Linked DNA regions of Homo sapiens: regions 2, 3 and 4 are each linked to region 1. Evidence: chromatin loops called from intact Hi-C (ENCODE). Cell type or tissue: PC-3. All regions are shown on one strand. Links, peaks and the distances in the headings refer to the core of each region. The heading gives the core; the rest is flanking DNA.

Region 1 (7,807 bases), core at 1,791-6,790:
AGCTGTTAAACAGTGTCTTGCACATGGTAAGCACTTAACATGTCTGGCTATTATTATTAGACCAGGACACATGGTAAGTACTTCGTAGGTATTGGCTATTATTATTTAATTATTAATTAGATAATAGTTATTATTCATCACCATTTTCCTAGTAATGAGTGGCATAATGAAGTTAAGTAACTTGCTGAAGATCATATAACTAGAAAGAAATGGAATCATTTCTAAGTTGGAGGTGAGAGACTGATTAGTGTAGATATAGCATGAGTTACATAATGATTGGTGCTTGAAATATGATGATACTAGAGAGGAAAGAAAACGTGCCAGAAGTAGAAGACATTATGATTAAAAAAAGATCCCTTTAGCTTGCTGACTGGTTGGATGAGAAGTAAGAAGACAACTAAGTTTTTAAACTGGTTGACTGGGAAAAGGGTAACCCGGATGTAAGAAAATAAGAAAGGGCTGGGCATGGTGGCTCCTACCTGTAATCTCAGCGCTTTGGTTGATAAGGCAGGAGGATTGCTTGAGGTCAGGAGTTCAAGACCATCCTGCTCAACATAGCAAGACCCTCCCATCTCTAAAAAAAAAAAAAGGAAAAAAAAAACCCGACTTAGCTGGATGTGGTGGTATGCACTTGTAGACCTGTAGTCCTAGCTACCTGGGAACTGGAACTGGGAGACTGAGCCCAGGAGTTCAAGGCTACAGTGAACTATGATCATGCCGGTGCACTCCAGCCTAAGTGACAGAGCGAGACCCTCTTAAAAAAAAAAAAAAAAAAAAGAGGGCAGGCGTGGTGGCTCACGTGTGTAATGACAGCACTTTGGGAGGCTGAGGCGGGCGGATCACGAGATCAGGAGTTCGAGACCAGCCTGGCCAATATGGTGAAACCCCGTCTCTACTAAAAATACAAAAATTAGCTGGGCATAGTGGCGCACACCTGTAGTCGCAGCTCTACTCAGGAGGCTGAGGCAGAAAAGCAGAAGAGACTGTCTCAAAAAAAAATTTATTTGTTGAAATGATAACAAATTCCATTTTAATCCTGTTGAATTTTTTGTCAGGTAGTTAAGTGAAATGAGTAGCAGGGAATTTAAGTTAGGGATTTAGGTATTATCACTAAAGGAGTTGGTGAAAGTTCTGAAAGTGTTTGAGGTGTTCAAGGATAACCAGTATTTTTCAGCTGCAAAACCCTGGATCAAAAATAGTGTCAAGATAATAGCCTCCATGCAGAATTTTGACATATTTGTCAACTCTTGCTTTGTAGAAAATCTGCAAATAATCCCAGGAATCTTTAACAAAAGGCACGTCATTACTGCTCCAGGGACTGGCTGTTGCCCTGCGTTCACTATTTTCCTTGCTTCTGCCCTGGTTGTTGTTGTGTCTCCACTGGCTGCTGTCATCAGCCCCTCAGTGAAGGCGGAGAGGAAGCTTGGCACCTTTCCTGTCACCACAGAAATGGCCACTTCCCATGGTAGCATTATTGGAGAGTCAGAACTCAAATCAGCAAGAAAGGACAACCGCAGCAAAAAGTGGGCTGAGGCCAGGCGCGGTGGCTCACGCCTGTAATCCCAGCACTTTGGGAGGCCGAGGCGGGCAGATCACAAGGTCAGGAGATTGAGACCATCCTGGCTAACATGGTGAAACCCCGTCTCTACTAAAAATAAAAAAAATTAGCTGGGCGTGATGGCAGGCGCCTCTAGTCCCAGCTACTCGGGAGGCTGAGGCAGGAGAATGGCATGAACCCGGGAGGCGGAGATTGCAGTGAGCGGAGATGATGCCACTGCACTCCAGCCTGGGCGACGGTGTGAGACTCCATCTCAAAAAAAAAAAAAAAAAAAAAAAAAGTGGATTGAGGACATGAATAGACAATTCTCAAGAGAAGATACACAAATGGCCAATAAGCATATGAAAAAATCTTCAACATCTTTAATTATCAGGGAAGTGCAAATCAAAACCACAATGCAATACTACCTCACTCCTGCAAGAGTGGCCATAATCAAAAAATCAAAGAATAATAGATGTTGATGTGTATGTGGTGAAAAGGAAACACTTTTACGCTGCTGGTGGCAATGTAAACTAGTACAACCACTATGAAAAACAGCATCGAGGTTCCTTAAATAACTAAAGTCGATCAACCGTTTGATCCAGCAGTCCCTAGCAATACTAGGTATCTACCCAGAGGAAAATAAACTCATTATATGAAAAAATAACTCATTATATGAAAAAGATGTGTACTTGCACGCACGTTTATAGCAGCACAATTTACAGTTGCAAAAATATGGAACCAGCCCAAATGCCCATCAGTCAACGAGTGGATAAAGAAAATGTGGTGTGTATATATATTACTCAGCCATAAAAAGGAACGAAATAATGTTATTCACAGCAATCTGAAAGGAATTGGAGACTATTAATCTAAGTGAAGTAAGTCATGAATGGAAAACCAGACATTGTATGTTCTCACTGATATGTGGGAGCTAAGCTATGAGGGCACAAAGGCATAAGAATGACACATTGGACTTTGGGGACTTGGGGGAAAATGTGGGTGGTGGTGAGGGATAAAAGCCTACACACTGGGTACAGTGTACGTTGCTCGGGTGATGGGTGCACCAGAATCTCAGAAATCACTGCTGAAGAACTTAACTCATGTAACCGAACACTGTCTTTTCTTACAAAACCTATTGAAATAAAAAATGAAAAAAAATTTAAAAAACAGTGAAAAGGCTATCTTAGCTTTTCTAATTATTTTGTCCCCCTGTTCTTGCCTCAAGCTTGTTATTCATTGGCTTTGTCTGTACCCCTGTCCAAATGACAGGTATGCTGGTTTCATAGTTCCCCAGTCAAATTTTTGTGCCTGTATGGTTCCTGACCTTTAGAAAAATTCTTACACAAAATGTTTCTCAGTTCTTGATCCATTAACCCTCAGGCACAGTTAGACTTCTCTGAATCCTAGGATGAAAGCCCCTTATTAGGCTCAAACTGGGACCAGGACCCTTAGGATATGTGCTCTTTTGAGAAAAGAGAGGTCAAAGTGGGAAATCCATACATTTTATAATGGTAATCCTATCACATCTTTCTTTTGCCCCCTTCAGTTTTTCATATGACTGTGAAGATTTGTGGACATGACTGTGATTTGGGATTATTTCTTCTTTTCCCCAGATGGAACAATGATGTGTACTACTGTGGAATTAGATCCTATCTGGATATTTTGTTAGGAGGTTTGACTCACTTCTTCCTCATGTTTTTATATTATTCTTAAGGCTTTTCATACCTCTTTATTGGAGTTTACTAAAGATTTTAATGTCTAGCACACGTTCCTTTCAAATAAGCATTGGTAATTTATTTTTTTCTGGTTCATCTGTGAAGAATCCCAGTGAGCCTTTTTGAAAACTCATCATTTGCAGTTACTTTAGAACAGCAATTTATAGAAAGGTACTGTATTAGAAATGTTTTATTTCAGTCCACTCGAGCTGTGAAGTGCAAGAACCATGAAGATTGAAAAATACAAATGATAGAAGTGTCTCTTTCTCCTTATTTTCTAGCCTTCTTTGAATCCTGGGGGGAGCCAGTCATCTGATGTGGTGCTTTTGAACCACTGGAAAGTGAGGAATTTTGAAGTACACCGTGGTGACATTGTATCATTGGTGTAAGTAACTCAGAAGCATACTATATTTGTATATAAAATTATTTATACTTATGCTGATTTAACTGGTAATCCACTGTTAATATCATATTGCCAATTATTAAATTGAATACATGTTAAATACAATGCATTTTTAAAAAATCAATTTTGCAGTGTAACAATGCTATAAAAAGAATTTTTTGCATTTAAAATATGTTAGTTGACTAACATATTTGGATTTGGTGAAATGTATTTAATGAAATGTTGATTAGAAATTATTAAAAATACATGCATTTGGTACTACTTTGGAATATTTTGAAATTTTGCATCTTGGTAAGCAACTTTTTTGTTACCCCAATGTTTTCTTGGTTTGTATAGATTAAAAAGTATTCCTAGAAGGTGATAATTATGACATGAAAATCATTGACATTTATGTACATCAGGAGTTTAACTGAAAAAGGAAGTTTGAAAGACTAGCACTGGATGCTTCTGTTTGGGTCCAAAAGGTGGCACTGTTTCACTGTTATAATATGATGACTGGTCAGGATCAAAAATTTCATTCCAGTCTTAATGTAGAAAAGGAATGTCAAAGTGTGTATAACTGACACAATGATATAATACATAGTCCTAGGACAGGCCTAAATGGTTTGGAGATTTTTGTTTGTTTGCTTTAAAAGTAAATTTACACTAGGAAGACTGTAGCCAAACTTGTCTAATTTCTTCTGGTTTCAAATACTTATAAAAATGTTGTAGTATGATTCCCTGTTATGCCAGTTAGGGGTAGCAATTAAGGTAGCAGTGTTACTGCCATTTGATTTGGAGACAGTAAAAACCTGCTACTGGGTAAATACTTTTCCCATTTGTATTTCTGATTCTTGAATTGGAAGGATTTTTTTCTTGTTGGATGGTAATTTATAATTGGTAAAAGCAAGACATCATCTGCTTATTTGTACTTACCTTTGGCTAGTGCTTTGTGGAAATAGATATTCTATAAATGTGTTTCTTTCAGACTATTCTACCAGTATTCATTTGAAAACATATTAACCAAATCTCGTTAGTGACTAATGAAATAAATTCAAGTGGAGTTTTGTATGGCAGACATCCAAGGAGGGGGATTAAATGCTTCTCAGGTTTTGAGTGCTTTTAAAAATATTAACCTGCTCTTTGAAGTGTACTTTTATTTTGTCATTCCGAGTACTATTTTTGCAACCTCCTAAACAACCTTTTCCATGCTGGGTTAGCCTGTCATATGCTTATTATTCTTTTGCCTTTGGTTTGACAAGGTTATATCCTCACTTAGTTGGTGATGGAAAGGATACCCACCCAAGTGAAAGAGGTCACACTATACGCAGACAATTGTGCAGTATTTTTTTTTTCCCGTGAGAAACATGCTGACTATCTCTAACCAAGTGGACTTAAATAGATAATTGAAAAATAAAACAGGGCTGCTTGATATTCAGGGTTGCATGGGTCCATAAAAGTATCCTACCATATCATGGAGTATATTAAAAAGAGCACACTACTATTTTATATAAATATTCATAGTGATTGATATTTATTATATACATTAACTTCAAAAATATTCTATTCAAATTGGGATTGATATATAAATTATAGCTATTCCAGTTGAACTGTGTTTTTTTTTTTTTTTTTTTTTTTTTTTTGAAACAGAGTCTCGCTCTGTTGCGCAGGCTGGAGTGCAGTGGCGGGATCTCGGCTCACTGCAAGCCCCGCCTCCTGGGTTCAGGCCATTCTCCTGCTTCAGCCTCCTGAGTAGTTGGGACTACAGGGGCCCACCACCACGCCCAGCTAATTTTTTGTATTTTTAGTAGAGACGGGTTTCACCGTGTTAGCCACGATGGTCTTGATCTCCTGACCTCATAATCTATCCACCTCGGCCTCCCAAAGTGCTGGGATTACAGGCGTGAGCCACTGCGCCCGGCCTGAACTGTGTTTTTAATGACTCAGTTATGTGCTATATCTTTGTCATGTACAAATAACACAAACTTTCATGTGCTTGTTCTTAGGAGGAGCCATTTACATAAAAGAGTGCTTAGTTACTAGTATTATATATTTAACAACAGATGATCGTGAAGCAATATTGTTGCTTTGAGAAAGAAACAAAAAATCTGATGCTAAATTCTTCTTTAGCATTATTTAAAGTATTTTTTTAGGTCAGGGCCAGGTGGCTCAGGCCTGTAATCCTGGCACTTTGGGAGGGCAAGGTGTGTGGATCCCTTAAGCCCAGGAGTTTGAGACCAGCCTGGGCAACACGGTGAAACCCTGTCTCTACAAAAAATACAAAAATTAGCCGGGTTTGGTGATGCGTGCCTGTAGTTCTTAGCTACCTGGGAGGCTGAGGTAGGAAGATCGATTGAGCCTGGGAGGTCGAGACTGCAGTAATCTGTGATTGTGCCACTGCACTCCAGCCTGGGTGACAGTGAGACCCTGCCTAATAAAAAGTATCTTTTTAGTCTTATGATGAAACATGCTTTCTAGACCATATCCATGTATTTTCATACAATTTAGAAACTGCTTCATTTTAGAAGATTGATGTTGGTTTGATTGCAGTTCATAATATACATTTAATTTATATCAAATATTGAATATTTGCTTTTCTTATACAATGCATCAGTTTGTTTTTAACATAGATGATAATTTTTGTTACTACATTGGAACATCCTATTTATTTAAGAAATGTGTGACACATACAGAAGTGTATATTAAAATGTTCGATTTAAAGCTGATGATAAAATACACTTCGTAATTTTGTTTAGAAATTGATATTAACAGTATACTTCATTGATAAATAAGTAATCTTTGAAAACAAACCAGTATAACCTTTTTATATTAAAAAAATCTTGAGACAATGTATTCAGAATGTGTGGTAATACACCATTTCTACTATAATATTATGTGTGCTTTTCTGGAAAATTTGCAGTTTCCAAATTCTTACTTAAATCAGTAGGGCTTATTCAACTTTATAACCAGAGCACTGATGAAAACAATAACAATGTCAATAAAAATACTAACACAGTTTAAAAGACATGAAGTTTCTAATAATTAAACTGCAGTAAAAGTAGTGTTTTACTTAAAACATAAAAGGTGAAGATAGCTTGGTGGTAGGTGGTATAAGGAAGGGTTGAGGCTGTCTGTGGATGCAAGGGCAGAAAGACATTATCATTACAAGTCATAAATAGAGAAAAGCTTGTAAGCTTTGTACAAAATGTACTGATACCAGAGTTGTATGCTCTCCTCATTGTTTTGTGTTACTTTGTTTTATTTATTTAGTTATTTATAAACAAAGATCAGGGTTAACTTTGCAGTAGCACTTCTCAGAGAAAGGCTGAATGTATAATACTGATTCCTTCCTGGTTTGCTGCCATTAGTATACGTAGCCTTCAGTTGCCTGTACTAATAAGGCAAAACATTAATCATCTGGGAAAAAAATTACATAGGAACCAATGTAACTTCTGCATTACACTGAAATCTTTTCTCCACTTACCAATTGTCTATGTTAATTCATGTTACAGAAACACATATATAGCAAAGCAGACTGTCCTTTCTATTGCAAGGGGTTTTGTTCAGAGTTGGTTGACCAGTGTTGTTTCCTAAAGCATGGGAGATCTGGCAGAGGGAGGTGGGTGCATATTATTTTTTTGCATATCTTTCTTATTTTTCACTGTCTCTTTCTTTCTGTAAAAAGTTGGTCACAGTGGAGTTATTGTTTAAGTATGTTATTCAGTAGCTACATTTATTTAATAACATTATTGGTTGCACAAAATATGATTTGCTGTCATCAAGTCCTCACTATAGTATATGTAGGTGGCATCATACTCTCTTAGTGATTTACAAACTCATAGTGGTGAGTAAGGTGAATTTTCTATACCTTGGAATTGACTTTTCGTTAACCTGTGTGATGGCCTTCCTGGCTTAACATAAGTTGCACTATTTCACAATAATATATCACTTAACAAGTCCATCGGGACAGAGGTTCTTTCATAATAAAGTCCTAAATAATCACATTTAAAAGTGTTTTAACTTAATTTTACTTTTATTTGTTTTGAAGAAAAGTTGCAAAAATAGTGTAGAGAGTTCCCACAAATCCCCTAATATTAACATTATATAGAACCATAGTTCAAGTATTGAAACCAGGAAATTGACATCAGTAGAATATTATTAGATCTAATCTTA
Region 2 (7,807 bases), core at 1,746-6,745, 160 kb after region 1:
TAAGTGAAATAAGCCAAGCACAGAAAGGCAAATATAACATGTTCACATTCATGTGGGAGCTAAAAAAGTGACTGTCAAGAACACAGAGAGTAGATTTGTAGTTACCAGAGGCTGGGAAGTGGAAGAGGGGAGGAGGAGATGAAGGGGGGAAATATATATATATATAATATGTATTTATTACCACCAAATTATACACTTAAAAATGGTATAGATGATAAATTACATATGTATATTTTACATCAATAAAAATAAAAATTTTTGATATGTAGTGTGCTTATAATTGTTTAAAATATATTTTCTACTTTTAGCTTGTATTTACCCCTTCACCTAAGAGTTGTTTAAGAAAAGGTTTTTTTCTAGAAGAAGATATACAGGTTGAAGAGTGTATCAGGGTTTTCTAGAGGGAGAGAACTAATAAGTTAGATGTGTATATAAAGCGGAGTTTATTAAGGTGTATTGACTCACATGATCACAAGGTGAGGTCCCACAATAGGCCATCTGCAAGCTGCGGAGCAAGGAAGCCAGTCCGAATTACAAAGGTGAAGAACTTGGAGTCCAATGTTCAAGGGCAGGAAGGACCCAGCACGGGAGAAAGATGTAGGCTGGGAGACTATGCCAGTCTAGTCTTTTCATGTTCTGCCTGCTTTTATTCTGGCTACACTGTCAGCTGATTAATTAGATGGTGCCCACTAAGATTGAGGGTGGGTCTGTCTCTCCTTTGTCTCTCAAATGTTAATCTCCTTTGGTAGCACCCTCACAGACACACCTAGGGAGCTTTGCATCCTTCAATCCAATCAATATTACAATCCACTCAATATTTACCATCACAAGTCGACCCCTTGTCAACTTGAACCCATATACATTTCCTGAAATCATAGTCTTCAAATAAAGACAATAATATCATAATTATGCCTAACATAATAAAACTATCCTTCGTACAACCAGGAATGCACAAATCCCCAACCCAAATGCTATTATGTAAGGTTAACAACACTTAAATGCTGATAGCAAGTCAATGAATCTTATGTCACATTTAAAGGAAAAAGGAAATAAAATGAAGATATTTTCTTGTACAAATATATACATGCACAAACATGTTCTTAACAAAAGAAGGAGGAAATACTCATTACAATTACAGTCCTTGTTTGTGCAACTGGTCACGTGCTGGTATTGATGACTACCTTCTTCTACTACCCATTCTGTATTCCCTTTGCCTTCAGCAAGCACCTCAGCAGGTCTTGTTTTTTTCCTGGTGGAGTGACACAAACCTTCATTCCTGGAGGGTCTGGGCTATTTGTAGCCCTGACTGGATTGGGCTGTTGTAGTTTCCCATTGACCTTAATCAGAGGGCATGGTAATACTAAGAGACACCCTAAGGGATCTCCTGTATTCCAGATATCCCTTACCTCCATTGTGGAGTAGTAGACTGATTTCATTTAATCCAATCAAGTTGACAGTATTAACCATCGCAAGGAGCCTTTTTTAAAAAGTGCTTAAATAATTTCTAGTTTTATTTTAATTTTGGTTAGAAAATATTTCTTATAGCATTACTATTTTATAGAACATACTGATATTTTCCTTATCACCTAATATATGATCAGTTTTTGTGATGCTCCACATGCATTTGAGAGAAAAGTTTATTTTTAGGGTGTAAAGTTTGACATATATTCATAAAATCTACCTTATTAGTTATATTGTAGGTGTTTTTAAATTTTCATTTTACATGTTTATTGATCTGCCTTGTTCTAAGTAGTATGTTAAAATCTCCTATTATTAGTGTTCTTTTTGGGACTTCTGGCATCTCTTATAGTTTTTGTTTTACAAAAAGGTACTATATTATTTGGTACATAGATATTTATATTTAATATGTCTTTATTGTGATTTTGGCTTTAGCGTTAAAACGTGTCCTTCTTTGTTACATTTAATGCTTTTTGGCTTGCATTTGATTTTATATGATTTTCTTTCAGTTGGTAGGTTAAGTGCCTGCACAATTATTGAAAAGACTGATGTTTTGATTTTAATTTTGTCATATTATAAATATTATGCACGCTATATTATATTTGCTTGGCTTCTTTCTCTAGTAACCTTTTTTACTATTCGATTTTTGAAGTTTTTTTTTCTAGGAAGGTTTTATTTTGGTCTAGATGATGTGTTTATACTTATTTCTTTACTAACGTCCTTATTCCCCATTTAAACATTATGACCTTTTAACATCTGGTTATTCGGCTGTTATTGATATTCTTTAGTTCCTGCCTCATGCCTATAAAACAGCCTTTTTGTCTTATTGTTTTTGTGGCATTATTTCTACTTTGAGAAAACAGCACATAATATATAGCATATAGCACATGATGTATTTTCCCGTGTGTCTTATACCTACAAATAAATATATATATGTATACTATTAGTTTTTTTGCTTAACTTTCCCAGTTAATAACAAGTTGGGTTAAGGTCATCTTCTAGTAGATTCCTTAAGAACTCATGGATCCAGAATTCCTTGAATTCTTGCATGTTAAAAACTTTTTTTATAGCTTGGATACTCGAAGGCAGCTTGGCTATATACAAATCCTTGGATTTCCCTTTATTTCCTGGAGCCTTATGGAAATGCTGCCCCATTGGTATCTTGCTTTGAATCTTTTTAAAAATTGTAAATTGATAATTTATAATTGTATAAATTTATGGAGTATAAAGTGATGTATGATCCATGAATACAATGTGGAATAATTAAATCAAGTTAGTTAACAACATATTCAATACCTCAAATACCTTTTTTTGTGGTGAGAACATTTGAATGTTACTCTCTTAGCAATTTTAAGATGTGCAGTACTCTATTATTGACTATAATCATCATGCTGTGCAATAGAACTAAAAAAAGCATATTTCTCCTGAGATTTTATACCCTTTGGTTATCATTTCCCCATTCCTTACTGCCTGAACTGCTTTAACCACCATCCTACTCTCTGCTTCTATGAGTTAGGTTATTGTAGATTTCACATATAAGTGAGAACGTGATATTTGTCTTTGTTTGCCTTATTTATTTCACTTAGCATAATGTTCTCCATTTTCACACATGCTGCTACAAATGACAGAATCCTTCTTTTTAAGGGCTGAATAGAATTTCACTGTGTATATTTACCACATTTTGTTTATCCATTCATCCATTGATGGGCACTTAGGTTGATTCCATAACTTAGCGATGGTGAATAGTGCTGCAATAAACATGGAATGCAGACATTTCTTCAACAAACTGATTTCAAATCTTTTAGGTAAACACCCAGAAGTGGGATTGCTGGGTCATATGCTAATTCTATTTTTAGTTTTTTGAGGAACTTCCATACAGTTTTTCATAATCGATATACTAATATATATTCGCACCAACAGTATACAAGGATTCCCTTTTCTCCACATCCTTGTCAATATTTGTTAACTTTTGTCTTTTTGATAATAGCCATTCTGATAAGTGTAAGATGATATCTCATTGTGGTCTTTAATTTGCATTTCTCTAATGATTAGCGATGTTGAACATTTTTTCATATGTCTGCTGGACATTTGTATGTCTTCTTTTGAGAAATTTTTATTCAGATATCTTGACCATTTTTAAATTGGATTTTTGGTTTTCTTGCTATTGAGTCATTTGAGCTTTATGTACATTTTGTATACTAACCTCTTGTTGGATATGAATCTTATTTTTGATAAATCTATTGCCAGTCTAATTCTTTTACTTGTGTATGTTGTTTGAATTCATTTGCCTGGATTCCCTGAGGATTTTTCCTTTATCTTGAATGTCTACTACTTTTACTAAAATATGTCTCTGAGTTGATTGTTACAAGTTTTTTTTTTCCCCCCACCCCGTGGCTAGTGGGCCCTTTCAGTATATAAGTTGTGGTTGTTTGTGTTTGAATACTTTCTTGGTTAGAATTTCATTATTAGTCATATTTTATTTTAAAAAGTCTTCTTCAGAAATTCCATTTATATATAAATTGTATCTTCTTTTTCCTGTCTTCCATTTCAGCCACTTTCTCTTTGACCCTTTTTACTTTTTTCTCTATTTCATTTTATTCATTTAGTTGATTTTCTACTATTTTTCCAGTGTCTCTTATTGCATTTTCTTTCAAATCTGTTTTTCCTTGGGCATCTTGTAATTTACGTTCCATTTCTGATGTGATTTTGTATTTTTCTTCTCTTTTCTTTCTGTGTTCAATCAATTGGTGTTTTATTTTTTCCTTTTAAAATTTTCTGGTCATTCATTTCTCTACTTAGTTTTTAATTCTTATTTCAAGGTTGTTTTTTAAATCTACCTAATTGCAGAATTTATGGATATTTATTAGTTTTGAGTGTTATGGTTTTCTTCTGTTTTGCCACTGTTCTTGCCAGTGTCTTGCCATTTGTTTGTGTGAGAGGGTGGAATTTTTTATCACCTTAATTGTTTGGGTCCTTATTTTCAATTTTCTTTTTATGCTAGGTTTTTGTTTATCTGTATGTTGGGATGGCTTAACATTTCTAGTTCAAGAGCACCCTCTCCTGTTATTGTAAGCAAAGTATTGTTTCTTTACTGGATGGCATGGTTTTCAAATGGCATATGCCTTCCAATTTTTAAATTTTCTTTTGTTTTATGTAATTCGAAATGTTCTCCCCTTTTTCTCTCTCTAATGTATAGTTTCCAAAGAAACCTCTCCTGTTGTTTTAGCTGTCTTTTCTCTCCAAAGTGACGCCTTTGCAAGGTGGCTTGTCATGTCCCATGTGCGTTTTCAAGTCTCCTTTCTGTTATCAGTGTTCTGAGCTAACTGTTCACTTTTCAGTATATATAGGGCCAAGGGCTGAGTTTCTTTCTGTTTCTAGCAGTGGTTTTAAATCATGGTTCAACCTGCCCTTAACTCCTCTCTGCTCTCGTTTGTGTAGTTTCTCCTGAACTGCTCTTGGTCTCCATGAAGGCTACTGGCAGGAGCACATGAGAGAGGTAGGTAGGTCTTGATGTTTATATTTATATTTACAAGTACTTTGAAGTTTGGAGTTTCCTTGTTTTCTAGTTATGTTGAGATAGGGTGTGTAGTTTTAATTCTTCTCCTTCTCTTTTTTTTCCTCTTCCTGTTTCTGTTTCTTTTCAGGATATTTTGGTACTTTCAAATTTATACCTCTGCCACAGCTTCAGCTGCCTAGAATCCTCTCTATTAATGCATTCTTAATAGCGCTCAACATCCTGCAGCAACTTAAATGTTTCGTATCTTGGCTTATTATGAATTTGAATACTGAATAACATGATTGTACATGAAAGCTTTTCAAAAGATGTGACGATCTTTTAAATTATTGTAGGCTTTATGAGACACCTAGTCTGAGCAGGTTAGGAAAAAGTAGATTCTGAGATCTTACCAAGGTCTTACTAATGTAAAAATCAATGGCTTTTTTTTTCTCTGTGTTATTAATGGTTAGGGTCCCAATGTTTTTTTGTGAGACTAAATAATAAAATAATGATCTTTTTAAGTGTGGTGCATCATTGACTGCTGTCTTTTTATCTGAGAAAACTATGTATGTTTAGTAAGTCCAAGGGCACGTTGAAGTTTCATGTGGAATAGTTACATGGGAATTTGCTGCAGCAATTACTCTGCTGTTTAATGACAAGCAATTATCCACATCACTTCTCAAGCTATACATCTCTCTCTCTTGCCCTTCAGCATTATGAACATCCCACCCATGGGCATGAGCATTTATTCTACACAGTATCCAGCTGTTACCTACTCTAAGACGTAACACACCTCTAGTTTTTATAACTAATTCTAAGCCTTGCTGTATTGGGGCTTGTAAAATATAAACCCTTACTTTTTATAATTGCCATTTACTTTATATTCTTCAAACTTTGTAATGCTTTTAGAATTTGTGGGCCCTGAAATAATTTTTGTACCAATAAGGAGCAAGAAGGGATAGTTGCTTTTCTACTGGGGAAAACTCAGTAACCATGTAAATGCATTTCTAAGTATCATTCTGTGGGCTCCTATTTAGTTCTAGCTGCCATGTATTTCATTGTAATATGTCATAATTGCAGTCATATTGTTTAAATTATTTTTCCTGAATTATATCAGTTTTTGAAACATCTTTAATATTCCTTTGTAACCTGCCACTGGGTGGAAAAGAACCCCAGCTGTATTGACAGTTTTCAAAATAACTTTTAAGAGCTTATAGGAGAATACTCTGAGAGAGCTGTTTTAATGGTGCTGTTTTCAAAAATCGTACAAGTTCTCTGAGTAAGATTGGATCTTTGTAGTTTCATTAGTTCTATTATGACTGAGAGGTCATGTGGTTTTGTAAAAATATTTTTTAGTTTAATGATGAAAAGATGGTGAAATGTGGGTGGTTATGCTGCTTTATAATACTTTATTCTCATATGTATTCTTATATATTATATATCTACTATACGTACCTATTTTCCAAACAGGTGATTCAGGTATGTAGTTAAAACCCTCATTTCCACACTGAAATCAGGAGCCTTTTGACACATAGAAATCTGGAGAATTAAGAATTTCTTGTATTATGTACACTATGTTTTCAGCTTGCATTTCTGACCTTAAGCAATTTATGGCTCTCTTTCTTTCTACTTCTGCATTTATTTTGGCCAAACCACAGGATTTGATGATGACTTTTAAATTATTAATATACCATAAGATTACTTTCTAGCCTCTAACTTATTTCTGAAAATAGTTAAAAATATTTTTCCTTTTCATGCACAAATAGCACATTTGTGAGCTGAATTTTCCTATATTTATTTTTATTTATTAATATATTATGTATTTGCTCATGCCAAGTGCTACAAAAGAAATAGTTCAGTCTTTTGAAGTGTAAGAAGTACATGGATGAATGAATGGTGGGTTACAGTACCTCGCAGGAACAGCTATGATAGAGACATGCAGCAAAGGGAGTTGAGTACATGTTAATGAAATTGTAGAAATTATTTAGTTACAGTGACACTTTTTATATATAATGATCTATGTGAGTGAACACTCATAAAGCAGGTTAAATGAGGCATTCTATTTTGATAATATTTTCTCTTACATGAATTTTAAGAATTATTATCTTGCTTAACTGAAACTTTATACCAGTTGGACAGCAACTTCTCATTTTTCCCTCTCCCAAGCCCCTGACCACCACCATTCCCTTTTTGCCTTTATGAATTAAACTATTTTAGATACTTCATATAAGTAGAATGTATGCAGTATTTGCGCTTCTGTGACTGGCCTATTTCATGTAGCACAGTGTTTTCCAGGTTTATCTATGCTGGCAGGATTCCCCTTTTTCCCCATCCATATGCCAGGATTCCCTTCTTTTTAGAAGCTGAATAATATTCTAGAGTATGTAAATGTACTACGTTTTCCTTATCCTTTCATCTATTGATGGACACTTAGGTTGATTCCATATCTTGGCTATTGTGAATAGTGCTGCAGTGAACATGGGAATACAAATACTTCTTTGAGATCCTGATTTCAGTTATTTTGAAATACCAAAAACCAAAATTTATTTTGGATAATACCTGAAAATGGGATTGCTCCAAGAAATGGTAGTTCTTTTTATAATTTGGGTGGAACCTCCATACTGCTTCCAGAGCTGTTGCATTTCCCACCAACAGTGCATAAGGGTTCCAGTTTTTCCAGTGTTCCCTGTACTTGTTTTTCTTTTGTTGTTGTTTGTTTGGTAACAGCCATCCTAGCAGGTGTGAATTGATATATCCTTGCGGTTTTCATTGCATATTTCTGATGATTAGTGATCTTGACCATCTTTGCATATTCCTATTGGCCATTTTTATGTCTTCTTTGGAGAAATGTTT
Region 3 (7,807 bases), core at 1,912-6,911, 1.6 Mb after region 1:
AAGTTCTAAGCCATACCTTGGCAACATAAGTTCTATTGTGTTGCCATCATTGCTTTGGGCAGGGTAATGACAATTACTAAAACCAATAGTGATAGCATCTCACTGTGTAGAAAATCCATTTGATTTTGCAGGTAAAAAGAACAATTCTAAATTTCACTCATAGTCTAAGAACCCTTTGCATTTCCATCAGTGTCGTTTCACATTTTCATGCTACATTGTTTGGAATACCTGCTATTAAGCTACCTATTTGGTTCAGTGCACTTGTTGACTCTTTTTCTCTCCTCTTACACAGTCCCACAAGTGACCATAATATTATCTCTTCTGAAACTTGTAGGCACCTGCTGTTAGTAAGGCCACCTAACTGCTAGTTACCAAACAGTATTAGGATAACTAGCTAGAATTAAACATATTTGTATTATATCACCCAGAAGATAAATGCTTCTCAAAGTAATGCCAACACACTCATTAAAATATTTGAAAATTATATCTTTCTTGGATTCTGTCTTTCTGAAGGACAAAAATTGGCTAAACCTTATACTTTATAACATTTCATTCCTATGATAACTTTTACTGTGTATAACACACACACACACACACACACACACACACAGAGAGAGAGAGAGAGAGAGAGAGAAACAAATTATGATCTCTAAATGTATTTTTCTATTTTCTCACCCAAACACATTTTTAATTTCAGGGAAAGAGCTACAGCTTTCTCTCTAAATTAAAACATACAAAATGTAAAAAGCAGAAGAAGTACATAGTGACGAAGAGATAATGATTACTTTCCCAGCATGCTCTGTGTCACTTTCTGACATCCTTTAGATGACAACAAATTTGTAGAGAAGTAATTGAGATTATATTGGAATATTTGGGTATTCTTGATAAACTGTTTCTCAATGACACTACCCACTTATAATTGAACACACAAATTTACAATTTATTTTTTTCCAGAATTGTTTAATATAAATGAAAATAAACTAAGACCCAAACTGATAATAAACTGATAGACTGACGTTTGTCTCTTCAGGACCCTCATATATTTCTAAAGAAAAATATGATGTAATAGGATTTTATAGTTTTAGTAATCAAAGACATCTTTTGGATAAGACTACAACACCAACAAGAACATTTTTATGAAATAATGAAAACTCTTATATTAAGAAGTTTATACACTTTATTTGGTCAATTTGAATATTTTAACCCATCTATCAATCCATCCATTTATCCATGTACATTATCTTTTCAAAGTTAGTATGTTTATGCCCTTGATGGAACATATAATTCTGCTCTTTTTTCTGTTGGAATAGTAAGGCTGTAATATATAGAATGTTTTCTCAGTGATTTACAAAGACATAATCAATTGTGGATTTTTTTTATTGATACCTAAACTCTTGTATTCTTTTCAAAGGACTTTCTAATGTCAGCTCAAGCATTACAAGTTAGTAAGAAATTGCCTTCTCTTTTCTGTTAGAAATATCTAGCACATTATGTTTATGAAAGACATATTTTCATATATGAATAATTTTATTTATATTTATGCTAAGATCGTTAGGTTATTGAAAGGTAGTTCTTAAAATAAATTTATGTTTAATCATAAATTAAACATTAAACATATAAATAGTTTGTTCTTCTTTTTTGTTCTAACTTTCTTTCCAGTGCCTGTTTCAGTATCAAAATTTTCTATGCTTATGTTTCAAATGTTAGTACTACAAGAAAATAAGTATGGTAAACTTTTGTAAAATAGAAGAATCCATATATATTATGCAAGATCTTAATACAAATGATCAATAAAAGAAGAGCTGGTCTAGCTGACAAGCAGAGAGGGCACTCAGAATCTTGTCATTTCAGCCATCATCTGGCAGCTTTTTGGTCTCCATTCTCTGTCCCTGGGATACCTCAGAACTTACTAGGATTTCTCTAAGAACAGGCTGAAAATCACTGATATAGAGAAGTATCAAAACCATTTATATCAGAGGCAAAAAGATTGAAGTTCTTGATCAAACTCGACCACTGATTTGCTATGTGACTCTTAGCTTCTTTTAACTTCTGTTGGTCTCAGGTATTGAACAGCAGCATTCTCTCTTAATTCATGGGGCAAATAATGATTTATAGATCTTCACTTAAAGAAATGTATGCCTATAGATTGTATGTAAGTCAACTGAAAGTTAGAGCTACCTAACTACTGGATTACAATCAGAATTTTTGTTTTGAAAAAGTTAAAAAGATTATAGTGTCATTTTAACCCAGTACAGGTCAACTGAAACTTTATTACATGTTCACAATAATAATAATTGTTGTTATTATTCCTACTATTATAACTAAATGCAGACATCTAGATGTGTTATTTCATTTAATTTTTACCACAGGCCTGGATGAAGTCATATTTCCATTATATAAGTGAGGTAATTAAAGCTCAGAGAAGTTAAATAATTTGTCCATAGTTAGTTACAGTCATGGTTAGGATTTGAACGTAGGCTTGCTTGTCTCAACATTTGTTATTCTTAGTCAATTATTTTGCTCTCAGGAATGGTCAAGAATGATAAATTTTCTTAAGAAAATATTAAGAAAAATGTGTGCCTTAAATTTTACACAGTGATATGCAGTGAGTTCACTAGAAATTATACATATAAAATATAAAATATGAATGGAATTAAACATAAGGTGTTACCAAAAAAAAAAAAAAAGAGAGAGAGAGAAAACTTATACAGAAGGCATTTGTACTTAGGAGATTTGAGTTCTGGCCCTATTTAGCCATTGATTTTTTGTATCCTTTTAGATGTCACTTAACCTCACTGGGTCTTAATTTCTTCATTTATATAATAAATATTTTATTCTGAGGTATCTCCAAAGACCTTTCTAGTTATCAAATTATGAGATATCTAGAAATGCTGATTGGTTAATTTATATTAAAAAGTGAGAGAAAAATCCATGTAATGGCATTGCTTATTATCTAATGAAACATTTTAAAATAATTTTGATAAAGACCATTTTTAGAAGAATATTATGATTTACTTATAACTAAAATAGAAAATAAAAACACACTCATATAAAATCTTATTATCAATAATAATTGAACTATTTAATATCTGTCATCTTGAAATTATTATTAATAATACTTTTCACCTTGTAGCTATAAATACATTCCCATTTTAGCAGGTTAATGAAATTATCTTTGTAATACTATAGAAGCATTTATTTTAAGAATACCAGAAAGAACATCCTGAAAACCAAGAACTCAAAAAGGCTTTTTATCCCAAAGATATATTTTTAAAATGTATACCTATTCATCCACTTGTTTTCACAAATGGAGCTACAGAGAACTTTGAACATAATGATGTACAGCAGAGGCTTATTCCTAACATATTTAGAATTTTAGTTCAACCAAACATTGCTGTGGAAACTGAATTGAAATGCAAAATCTTACAATCCTAATTTCGAGCCACTTTCATTTTAACTTAATTTTAACATGTTTTGCAAAATGTTCCCGTATCAACTTAATAGTTACTATACCACCAAACATGGATTGTGATTATTTTATTTTCTAGATTGGCTGACAGGCTGAATAATCTTCTGCAGGGTAGTAAGTGTCAACTGCATCAAGCACATGGAGGTGGACTCACTACAGAAGGAAGGTTTTCCAAATAAAATTCCAAGTATTTTTTAATTCAGCCTGCTAAGACTTCCAGCCATTCATCGGGTCATAGAGTGTCTCCTTTAGGTTGTCGTTGTTTTTAGCCAGGTTTTGTGTAGTCAGCTTTTCAAGAAATGTAACTGCAGTTTAATCCCAGTTCTTGCAGTAAAAGTCACTTTCTTCTACCTCCCAATTAACACCTGCAGCTCAAAAACAGAGGATTTCTACTGACTCTAATATTGGAAAAGATTATATAGAGGGTTTAGGAGACATTCCCAAATACCTTATTTCTGATACAGCAGGAAGTATTTGTGGATAATATGACATTAAATTCCAACAGAGAGTAAACATAGATGCTGCAGGTTTGAAGTTATGTCCCACACTCACTAGTTGGCATTGGATCAGATTACATGACCTGGATCTTTGAATTTCCATCTGCAAAAAGAAGAATCCAGACATACTTTAAGCACGTAATAAACCCTGGGTATCTGAAACCAAATGTTGAAATTGGTTCTTTTGTCCTGGCTAAAGTGCTGAATGAACATTGTGCAAATACAAAGAAATTGATAGAGTGAATAGAACTGTAGACTGAAAACTCGTCTCAGATGGCATAATGACAGCTGGAGAAGTTTAGATAAGGAAAAATGAAATGTCAGGATTCTTGTCTTCGAGGTTTGTAGTCTGCTGGCATATGCTTCTGTTGAAGCTTTGGGAAACCCAGCCGTAATCCAATTGTTGAAAAGAGCTGGTTGAAAAAAATACATAATGTGCTTCTTATTATGATGTAGAAAAGGTTCCTATTTAAAACTAAGACAACAGAGAACCGTGAGGTTATATATATATATTCAGTTTTTCTAGTTTAAAAAATTGGAGAAAATAACTATCTACATAGTACTCAAAGCAAAAGGGAACTTATGAAAATGTATGCAAGGCTATTTTAATACTGGGGGGGAGTAACACTTAAAAAATTTCAAAACCCAAACACTTCTACCTATGCTATGTGAAAATCTCATTGTAATGCCACTTTATTGAAGTTTTTCAAAGACAGATATGGATGAGTGCTACTACACTGCCACCTGGTGATTAGGCAGGTAGGAGGGATTTCAGTAAAAATTCCTGACAAAGAAAAGATTAGGATTTGTTAATGAGTATTTAATAATACTGAATTTCTCTAATATATCCAAGTTTGTTAATAACATGAAGGTGCTTTGTATCAGGTCATATATTATTGAAAAGCATGTTCCTGGTAAATGTTAAATTGATTTCTATCAAAATGTGTGTGATCTCCATTTCATATCTACTTGCAGCTGTATCCTTCCTTGATTTATTTTAGTCTGGGTAAAGTAAATGAGTAAACTCTTTGCACAGGTTCAGGAGCTAGTGACTTGTCCTTGGAAATGGGAGAGGAAAAGAATGATATGACCTAAATTTATTCTATTTCAAATGGTGCATTTGGTGTTTGCAATCTTGACTTGTACTATCAAACTACTCATTCAATTTGGAGTTACTGATTTTATAGTCATCTTCTTCTTTTAAAAATGATTTTGCCTAGGGAAGAATGGCTTCAGCAATTTAAAGTTGGATGTCAAGGCAACAAATACAAATAAAAAAAGGAAACAAAAAGTGTGAGCATTCCATGAAGTTGCGTGTTTTCCTTCTGTTGTATTTTTACCCTGGTGGGGTTTGTTAACAATTTTAATGAGCAAATATAGGTGTTGAGACAACAAAGTTCTTAACTAACTCATTATTTGGATAGATTTATTTATCTAGTCACAGATAGGATGTTAAATTTAATATTTACTTTTATTTCCCAGTCTGTTTCTCTGCTCATACCTCTGAAGTGTAAGAGAATGTAAAGGGTTGGAACAAACCCCTGGGAGAATCTATGTGGCAGAGCCATGCTACAGAGATTCGGCTCTTCCTCAACTGAGCTAAAATAACTTCAGGAACTGCAAAATGGGAAGTGTTCTAGCCAGTGCTTTCATATACATAGCATATTCTTAGTGCTTGTGGTAAATTATGAGACAGTAGTTCACCACTAATGTGGATTTCCAGTTGAGTTAGATCATCTTCTTTTCAAACCACTATTCAAAATGTGAGATCATCTAAGCTTTTCAGTAGAAGATAAAATAATCATTTACTTATAACAGTCTTCAAGTATGCATGATCATAAAGTCTGCATTGCTGGTGAGATTCTATACAGTTATAAATGCAGACATGTGGAATCGATGTCTGATCCATACACCATTTTTAGTTTCACTATATTCGTAAGAGGATAGACAGATCTTTTTGGTTACTACAGAGGATGATGTCTTGCCAGCACGTCTATGTAGGCAAAAAGGCAATAAAATGCTAGGAGGTAAATAGTGAAAACAGTTTCTCTTGGAATGGATGTGAGATGTGGGGAGTTATAGTGCTGTACTCATATCCTGAAAAAAAAAATTCTATCCACTCAATTTTTATTTACTGACATTTTTATTTCCTGTGCTTTCCTATTAGTATGTTAGTTTATTAACTTGTCTAGGCTAACAGGTAAAAGTAGAAAGCTAATTAATTTGAGCTGAATTTTGTTCATTCTATTTCCGGAAGCAAAAAAAGAAAGATACAATAATATGGAAAAGCCTGAAGGAAGACTATTGGACAAAATATTTACAAAAAAAGAAACCTTTTCTTAAAATGGACAATCACATTTAAAATAATGTGGGCAGTTATATTCATTGCTCTTTTGAAGGATGATGAGAGATGGACTATTTATGCTCTCCTCAAACTGGGTCATGCTTTCTCCCAGTGTTTCTCCCTCAGGCTCACATTCACAATCTTCACCCAAGAGTGGAATTTTGGTTGACCAATTTTAGAAGCACTGAATAAGTGACAAAAAGGTTAGAAAGGAAGTAAAGAAGAAATCCTGCTATCTTCCTCTCTGCATTATAAACCGCCAGTGAAGTGCACAGCAGATAGTGAGCACTAATAAATCTTGGTTTGACTGAAATTTCTGAAAGGGCGATCTAAAAAAGCAGAGCTTCTCAGTTAGGAAATACGAAGGCTGAAAGCCATGTGATTCATTCCTATAAAATCACAAAGAGCAACTTGTGCACCAAATTTCAGAATCTCCCTTAAGCATGATGTCCACGGGCAAGAGTGCATTATAGCATACAAAGCACTTTAATATTCTTTATCTTACTTTCCTTTCTGACCAATTCTGGAAGACAGATAATATTCTTACTGTACATTGGGTGAAACAAGATCTTGAGAGATCTCACAACTCAAATTGAAATCAGCCATTTTTCAGACTCTTTGCAACTGCCTAAGTAGAGATTTTTTAAGACAAATAATAGAAGCCCTACTTTACACACCATAATTTGAACTTCTTACTCTGAGAAATCATTCAGGTACAAGAAAGAATTAATTCAACAGGGCTTTAGAGATTATAGAGCTTTAGAATATTTGGGATTATTAGGGTTGTTCAGTTAAAAATTCCTACTTTGAGATTTAAAACATGGGTAGCAATTCCCACATTAAATCATACCTTTTGATAGCACTGACAGTGCACAATGTTGTACATCTACTCTCTATATTGTATGTCCCATAAATACAATGATAACTATTTCAAGTCATGAAAAATTTACATTATCTGCATTTTGAAAAATGAATCTGATTTTAACTAGTAGAAACCATAACTATAACACAAAAACATCTTAGAACATAATTATTCAATAAATGTTTACAATATTTTGAAAATGTTAAAGAATAATATTGATTCTTCTGTAATGAAAAAGCTGCAGATAGTTGAATAAAGAATATCAAATAAACATTTGATAAGTTTTATAATTAATCTTTTAGATATTGAGTTCTGGGGATTATTTTTTTCTAAACACATTGTCATCATATTTGTCAAACTTGTCCTGGACCCTAAGAATAGTAATTTAATTTCTAATTTTGCTCAGAATATATGTACTTTAAATTATTTAAACAAGACTATGTAAACAAGATTTTGAATAGAGAATAAATAAAGGTAAATTATTATAGGGAAGAACCCACATTGTTCTTCCATTTCTTTTTCAGCTGCTTTTAATTGGTAGACTTTGTTGAGTGTGTCACCATCAACCACACACAAAAAATGGAAACATGTATGAATGACTCTTAAAGAATTAATAGATTCAAGCCTGCTGATTC
Region 4 (7,807 bases), core at 930-5,929, 1.4 Mb after region 1:
GTAATTACATAACTTAAGTAACATTATTACAAGAAGTCATCTCCCATCAATCCACACACTTCGGGATTGTTTTCTCTAAGCAAGCCTAGTATATTCCAGGTACATCCTGCTAAATGCATTCTACAGATAAGGACTCTCATACTCCGCTTTTCAGGAGATAATCTTATTAGCAGGTTTGCAAGGGGATTTGACCAGGTCATCTTTCTTTGCTTTAATATCTTGTGAAAAAGAAAAAAGATCCTTTCATTCTCAAGCTGAAACCTAAACATCTCCTATCACCAAGCACCCTTCACTATTTCTGTTATGCTCTTAACTTGGTAGCAGCTTCTCTCTGACAGGCTTTGTGGAGTCTTGTGTTTAATATTTGCAGACAAGTCCTCAGCCAATAATATGTGTGCAATCCTAACATAGATGTATGCCCTTCACTTCCACCCTTAGGGATCCTCCTCTCAAGACTCTGCCCCCAAATTGCAGTCACTTCTGCAGTCCAGACTCCAATTTGTGCCTCTAAGTTCAGTGGGACTACTGTGTTCTGCTTGGCTTCTACCTCACTGTGCTTCTGTGCTGCTCTTCTCAGGGATCAGTCCTGTGGTTCCTGTTGTCCAGTGATTGAAAACTGTCATCTCACAGTTTGTCCAGTTTTATTTTTGTGTATGTGGCAGGAGAGCATGTCCAGTCTTAGTCTATGATTCCGTCAAAGGCAGAAATGGAAGTCCTCATTTTTATCTTATTTTAGAGTTCAGGAGATTTAATTTTTAATGCCCATCTGTCTGCCATAGGCTTTTCTATTCATATTTTGGTTGGGTGAATTTGATCCCTGTTAGGTTTTTCTAGAAGTTAATAGGGATGATGTTTCCTGAGTCTTTGTACATTCAAAAATCATTTATTGTTGGTTGTGTTATATGACTGACAATTTGGTTTAGTGTAATTATTTTTAGTCATAAACGTATGACTTTTCATAAAAGTATGAAAACTAATGAAAGACTCTTTAAGTACTTCATGAATTTTGCTCCATTTTCTTCCTCATTGAATATTTCAGTAGTGAGTCTTGAGGCTAGCAAGACTTCAAATACCTTACTTTTTGCCTTACTGCCCAAAAGATTATTGTTTTTAAAGTCCATATAATTTTCTATGCATACCCTGGAATGGAGTTGGTTGGGCTACATTTTTTTTTTCTGAGACATAGATTATTCTTTTTATTCTATAGATTAATCTTTTCTTTTATATCTGGGACATTTTCTTTAATTGAAACTGTGAGTTTTATCATTAATATGGTAATATCACAGTAATGATTATGAGTACATTGGCTTTTCTTTCTGCTATATCTAACTATTCTTCACATCTTTCCAAATTATTTATATGAATTTAATTATTTTCTTTTCTCTTATTTCTAACTACTGTTTATCTTACTTCAGTTTTCAGCTCTGTTAATTCTCTTTAATGCTCCTCTCGATTGAACTTTCATTGATACGGTGGTTCTACTTTTTCTTCTACTTCTTTATTGAGCTGTCAGTTCATGTATTAATCATCTATTTAATGAATACTTATTGAGGACATACTTTGTGCCAGGCACCTACTAGGCCTTGATATTACATAAACATCATTTAGGCAAATCCCTGCTCTCATGGAGCTGATATTATAATGGGGAGAGAACATCATTAAATTAAATGTTATTGGAAAAAAACAATGTAATGAGAGAGAGTGCTGTGAGGGTATTTTATGAATTAAGAAGTGTGATGGTTAATGCTGAGTGTCAACTTGATTGGATTGAAGGATACAAAGTATTGATCCTGAGTGCATCTGTGAGGGTGTTGCCAAAGGAGATTAACATTTGAGTCAGTGGGCTGGGAAAGGCAGACCCACCCTTAATCTTAGTGGGCACCATCTAATCAGCTGCCAGCATGGCCAGTATATAAAGCAGGCAGAAAAATGTGAAAAGACTAGACTGGCTTAGCCTCCCAGCCTACATCTTTCTCCCATGCTGGATGTTTCCTGCCATCAAACATCACACTCCAGCTTCTTCAGCTTTGGGACTCGTACTGGCTTCCTTGCTCCTCAGCTTGCAGACAGCCTGTTGTGGGACCTCACCTTATGATCATGTGAGTCAGTACTGCTAAATAAACTCCCCTTTACATATACATCTATCCTATTAGTTCTATCCCTCTAGAGAACCCTAATACCAAAAACATCAGAGCACCCTATTGATAAGATGATATTTGAGCATTTCATCTCCTGATTTTCATATTGCCTTCTTTTCACTGAGAACTCATATCCCTGCTTTGTCCTCTGGTTTTTGTTAGAAAATGTGATTTTGTTGAATTTAAAATATATAACTTGTGGGATAATTGGCATTATTTTTGTGTTCAGCATGGCAGCAACTTTTTTTTTTTTGAGATGGAGTTTCACTCTTGTCGCACAGGCTGGGGTACAATGGCGTAATCTCGACTCACTGTAACCTCCGATTCCCCAGTTCAAGCAATTCTCTTGCCTCAGCCTCCTGAGTAGCTGGAACTACAGGTGTGCGCCACTATACCCAGCTAATTTTTTGCACTTTTAGTAGTGATGGCGTTTCACCATGTTGGCCAGACTGGTCTTGAACTCCTGACCTCAGGTGATCCATCTGCCTCGGCCTCCCAGAAGTGCTGGGGTTACAGTCGTGACCACTGCGCCCGCATGGCAACATGTTCTGATTGGTCATTTGATATCCTGTTCCCATCCTTTTTGCATACAATCTTTCATAGAGATCCTGTGCTTATACTGGTTACTCATATTTAAATCGTGAGTATTTGATGGAGAAGGGGGTCTCAGGCTGTGTTCCAGTCTATTATGAGGGTTTTTTTGACATATTAATATTTTGTTTGAGATTTATTTTCAGCATTTATTTCTCTTTGGCCAATCGGTTTAGTGTTGGAAACAGTTTGACATTCTCTCTTCTGACCCCTTGTGGGAGAGCTTTTTCCTGCAATCTATGCTAAGTCTGTTGCTGGATCAGCCTGTCACTTTGCTTCAAAGAGCCAAGTAATTCCAGAGACTTTCCTGTCCCCAACTTATGGTTATTTCTGCTATGATAGACAGAGGGATTTTATTTTGCACTTTGGTTTGTACTCGACTTTGGAAAGGTATTATTTCCTCTTTTTTTTTTTTTTTTTTTTTTTTTGAGACAGAGTCTCGCTTTGTCGTCCAGGCTGGAGTGCAGTGGCGCGATCTCTGCTCACTGCAAGCTCTGCCTTCCGGGTTCACGCCATTCTCCTGCCTCAGCCTCCCCAGTAGCTGAGACTGCAGGCGCCCGCCACCACGCCCGGCTAATTTTTTGTATTTTTAGTAGAGACGGGGTTTCACCGTGTTAGCCAGGATGGTCTCGATCACCTGACCTCGTGATCCGCCCGCCTCGGCCTCCCAAAGTGCTGGGATTGCAGGCTTGACCCACCACCCCTGGCCTCCTAAATCTTTCTGATGTCTGCAAGTGTTAATTCTTTCTCTGCTTTTGTTTCACATTCATGTACTGTCTCCACTGCAGTTGACTCCCTTTGCATATACATTGTGCTTCAGAGTTTGATCTCCCGATTTCCTTGACACTGGGGGGTCTGCATTTTTATTTTTTTCCTTGCCTCTGGTTGAATTGTGGAAAAATAAGTGGATACTTACTTCGTCTTTATTGTGGCTTCTTCAAACAGAATGTCTGCACTAGCAGCATTCATTTTACAGAATTATTATTATTTTTTAATTCTGGACACCTGTGGTATTAAACTTTTCTCATTCAAACAAAAATTAAAAGGAAAAGCAATAAAACATCAAAACAAATCAGGTCTAAGGAACATGAGCTGTAACATCACTTGATCCATCCTGAAACAAGGGTTTCGATGAGAAGCACATGTGATGAAGGAAGAACTAGACAACTTTCAGAATTGGAGTCTGGCAAGTGAATTAATATGAACAGAAATATTGTTTTCTTAAAACAATTTAGTTGCCCACAGGAGCTTGAACAAAGAACACATATCAGAAGTCAAGCTGAATTAACAGGTTTTGTTCTGGTGGAAGTCAACAAGGTGAGACTTCATGGGACTAGTGGTCTTCTTAGAAATATATTAATCAAATATCTTATTTGAAGAATTAATTTTTATAACTAATTTAAAATAATTTTTAAAACTAGTGGTGCCAAGTGTTTGGCTTCTATCAAGTCAATAGGAATTGAAGAGAGTACTTAGATAAATAAATCTTTATTGTGAAATTATTTATTTGTTGCAAAATTAAAGGTAAAAGCCATAATTTTTACTCACAGGATTTTATTTGAAATCATACAAGATATGATAAAATTATATTGGATTTAATTATAAATGTCATACAGGATTAATTGATACATATTATTCCACAATCTTAAGTCACGTTAACTCTATAAAGTGATTTAATAGAAAAACTCAGAAAGTTCACACACAAAAAAAACAAATATTATAGATGTTGAGCACTGGCGGTAATTTTTTAAAGCAACAATTAGTAGTTAGCTTCTGGAAGAAAACGGATAACAAAGTTTTTCTAAGATTGATCATGTACTTCATATAAAATAAAATGAAAGCTGAAAGCTCATGGCAAAAACTTTTCACTAAATACGTTTTAGATCTGATTTTAGAACTTGCACTCCTGTGAGAGATTTTGCGTGTGTGTGTGTGTGATACTCTTAAACTCAGAGCTGTTTCACTAAATAATCTTCCTGTAAAACTTTTTAAATGGTGCATCACTCATCTTCTTAGATACACTCAACAAATGAGCAACTTGTATGCTTCAGGTGAGGCTTTTAAATGCTTCAAAACATTTTATAAACCTAGTAGGACTGGTAGCCAGGGAAAACAAGAGATATTTTGGTATTAGGAGAGTTGTCAGGAGAGTGATTCAATTGTTTACTGTTTCATCTTAAAGAGAAAAAGACTGGCTGCCTCAGGACTGGCTGATAAATAACAATCCCTTAAATAGAAGATCATAAAGATCAGGTTATTCTTTATTGTTCTCATAGGAGCCTTGCCTGACTACCTCAGTCCAAAGGCAAGCCATGCTTTGAAAGGGAAGGCAATGAAGGCTGCATGCAATTTGTGCTTATGAAGGTGATAACATTGTTGGAGTGTTATCTAATGCTTTAATTTTAAAACTGTATGTTTTAAAATATCTTGTTTCTCAAATAAATGTCACACTTAAAAAGCCTTAGAACCTACTATTTGCTAACGGATCTACTCAATTTTCTGCATCTCTTGCTGATCAATTTGATATGGAGTTCTGTGATATGGATCAGGGAATAATTGTTCTGCCACCAAAAATGAGTTTGGGTTGCTCAGGCAGTCATTCAAAGTACCACGAAGTGGGTGGCTTCAACAACATAAATTTATTTTATCACATTTTTGAAAACTAGAAGTTTAAGATCAAGTTGTCAGCAAAGTTGATTTTTTTCTGAGGGATCTCACTTTGGCTTGTTAGATGGCTGTCTTTACATCATCTCTCTATGTGTGTGAGCATCCTAATCTCCTCTTCTTATGAGGATATCAGCCATGTTGGATGAGGGCTTCACACATGACCACATTTTACCTTAATTATTTCTTTAAAGGACTGCAGGTTAGGACTTCAACATATGAATTTTGGGTGCCCACATTTCAGTCCGTGAAACATTCAATTTTAATTTCATTGTGCTCAATAGTTCTTAATTTCACTCCAGTTCTGTGTTTAAAATTAGGTGAGATCACTGCATCAATGTCTTCTAATGGATAGTAAATGATTTTGTCATTGATTGCTGTATTGGTCAGGGTTCTCCAGAGAAATAGAACCAATGGCGGGTGTGTGTGTGCGTGTGTGTGTTTGTGTGTGTGTGTGGTGTGTACAGAGAAGAAGAGAGAGAGATTTATTTTCAGGAATTCGCTCATGAGACTATGGAGGCTGGCAGGTCCAAAATCTGCAGAGTGAGCTGGCAGCATGGATATCCAGGAGGAGGTGATGTTGCAGTTCAAGTATGAAGGCCATCTGCTGTAGAAATGTTAGGAGAGGTCAGTCTTTTTCTTCTATTCAGGCCTTCAAATGATTGGATGAGGCTCACCTGCATCTGGAGGGCAATCTGCTCTACTCAATTTCACCGATTTAAATGTTAATCTCCTTAGAAAACACCCTTATAGAAATATCCAGAATAATATTTGACCAAGTATCTGGGCACTGTGGCCCTGCCAAGGTAACACATAAAATTAACCATCATAAATGTGACTTAGAATAGATGCTTGTATAGACTAATCCACCACACTGTGGCAAGTACTGTGCTAAGCAGGTAAGATAGCTAATTAAATGTTTCACCAACAGGAATACTAGACCCTTGAAATCATAGTATAAGCATGCTCAACTTCTTGTGATATCAATTTTCCACAAATACTTATAAGAATAAATATCACCTTAATATTAAAATAAACATGGTTATATAATAGAGTGTGCCACAATATACATAAGCATTTTATTATGCTTTTAAAGTTATGACACTGGTTGAGTCTTATAGTAATGTTTTAAACATCACAACTCAATACCACATTACAATGTTGATACATTACAACTCTTAATAGTTTTGCTTCTTTCCTATTCTCTAGCATCTTAAATCTCCAAGGGGTTGAAAATTCAAAAAAGCTTCTTGTCCATCCCACTATGTTTCCACGATGTACATCTCTACCAATACTCTCTTTCATACCATTCAAAGTTGTGTATGATATGTGTCCTGTAACATTTTTATCCTTCATTGTGCAGCCCTCCATGTGAGGGTGTGGCATAATATTTCTTCTGTTTTGATTACTTTTCAAGTAAAATACTCTTCATCGATTCTGCTATTTTATTCCTCATAGAAGAGGATAATCATAAAGTGAGAAAAAGCGGACAGAAAAGCGGAGAGGCCCCACATGTTAAGGTTTTCTTCTTCAATATTGATGGAAAACGTAAAACCTCAAAAACATTTTTGAGTTTTGAAATAATTTTTTAACTCTCCTTTCAGAAGTCCATGTGCATTTACACTCTTGTGAGTTAGGAGGACTGTAGCATAAAAGTTGAGAACCTCAGACAATTCTTCACAAGCATCAATAGATGAAATCACCACATATTCTCATTTTACATAGGAGAACACTGAGATTCCAAAAAGTTTTAAATGTATCCAAGCCTATGTCATTGAAAATATATCTGAAAGTTGAACCCAAATCTATCAGAGACTTCAGCCCATGTTTTTGTTTTGTTTGTTTTATTTTCCCAAACCACACTGCATATAAGGAGAGGCAACAGGGAATTAAGGAGAAAAAAATAAACCTTGGTCTCATCTTATTTTTTTTATTTTTCCAAAAAAATTATTGTTTCTGATTGTTTCTGTTTTTAGTTGAGTGAAAGAGTGAAAGTGTATGTGTGTCTCTCTCTCTGTGTGTGTGTGTGTGTGTGTGTGTATGTAGCAAGAGAAGCGAGATGGAGAATAAAAGAAATAGAAAATTCCACTGTGATGCCTCGGTAGTTTCACTGTAATAAATGTATGTATTGGGGATGTCAAGAAAAAGAATCAAACCATTTTCTAAACTGAGAGGCAATAAAATTATAATGAGAGTGCATAATGGAGGGAATATTTTTATAAACAAATGGGGAATAATTAAAAATAAATTTTATTAGAAACTAGAAGTATTACTTAATTTTTTGTTGCCTTGAGTGGTATTTTATAAATTCAAGCCATATAATTAATTCAATAACAATTTTTTAGTGTATTTAAAACAACAATTCAATGCTTTCTATTCTGTCACTAAATCTGTTCAGCTGAATATTCTAAATT

Evidence for each region. A loop is a pair of places that touch in the nucleus more often than their neighbours do. Peaks named below come from ENCODE experiments on the same cell type or tissue, not always from the same donor. Only the 100,000 strongest peaks of a DNase experiment are listed, where the experiment ranks them.
Region 2: it touches region 1 in a loop (11-fold over the local background); 15 of 110 quality-filtered maps call a loop at or near these places.
Region 3: a loop joins it to region 1, with 15 times the contacts of the local background. A loop is called at or near these places in 21 of 110 quality-filtered maps.
Region 4: it touches region 1 in a loop (28-fold over the local background); 10 of 110 quality-filtered maps call a loop at or near these places.

Annotation. Positions count from the first base shown.
Region 1 is chr7:111,483,068-111,490,874 of GRCh38, reverse strand. It overlaps IMMP2L (inner mitochondrial membrane peptidase subunit 2), which reads left to right. Exons shown (of 6, transcript NM_032549.4): 3 at 3,534-3,637. Among named protein-coding and RNA genes, the nearest start is that of IMMP2L, 76 kb to the left of the region's middle. In PC-3, for the core only: CTCF peaks have their summits at 3,921 and 4,121 (motif pointing right); a DNase peak (open chromatin) is centred at 4,124; H3K27ac peaks cover 3,646 bases.
Region 2 is chr7:111,326,541-111,334,347 of GRCh38, reverse strand. The region is part of intron 3 of IMMP2L (inner mitochondrial membrane peptidase subunit 2); the gene reads left to right. It overlaps LOC124900232 (a long non-coding RNA gene), which reads left to right. Exons shown (of 2, transcript XR_007060475.1): 2 at 1-12. Among named protein-coding and RNA genes, the nearest start is that of IMMP2L, 230 kb to the left of the region's middle. In PC-3, for the core only: a CTCF peak has its summit at 4,516; no DNase peak of the experiment used is centred there.
Region 3 is chr7:109,841,460-109,849,266 of GRCh38, reverse strand. No RefSeq gene overlaps it. Among named protein-coding and RNA genes, the nearest start is that of LINC02903, 960 kb to the right of the region's middle. In PC-3, for the core only: a CTCF peak has its summit at 4,727 (motif pointing left); no DNase peak of the experiment used is centred there.
Region 4 is chr7:110,085,449-110,093,255 of GRCh38, reverse strand. No RefSeq gene overlaps it. Among named protein-coding and RNA genes, the nearest start is that of LRRN3, 1.0 Mb to the left of the region's middle. In PC-3, for the core only: a CTCF peak has its summit at 2,923 (motif pointing left); no DNase peak of the experiment used is centred there.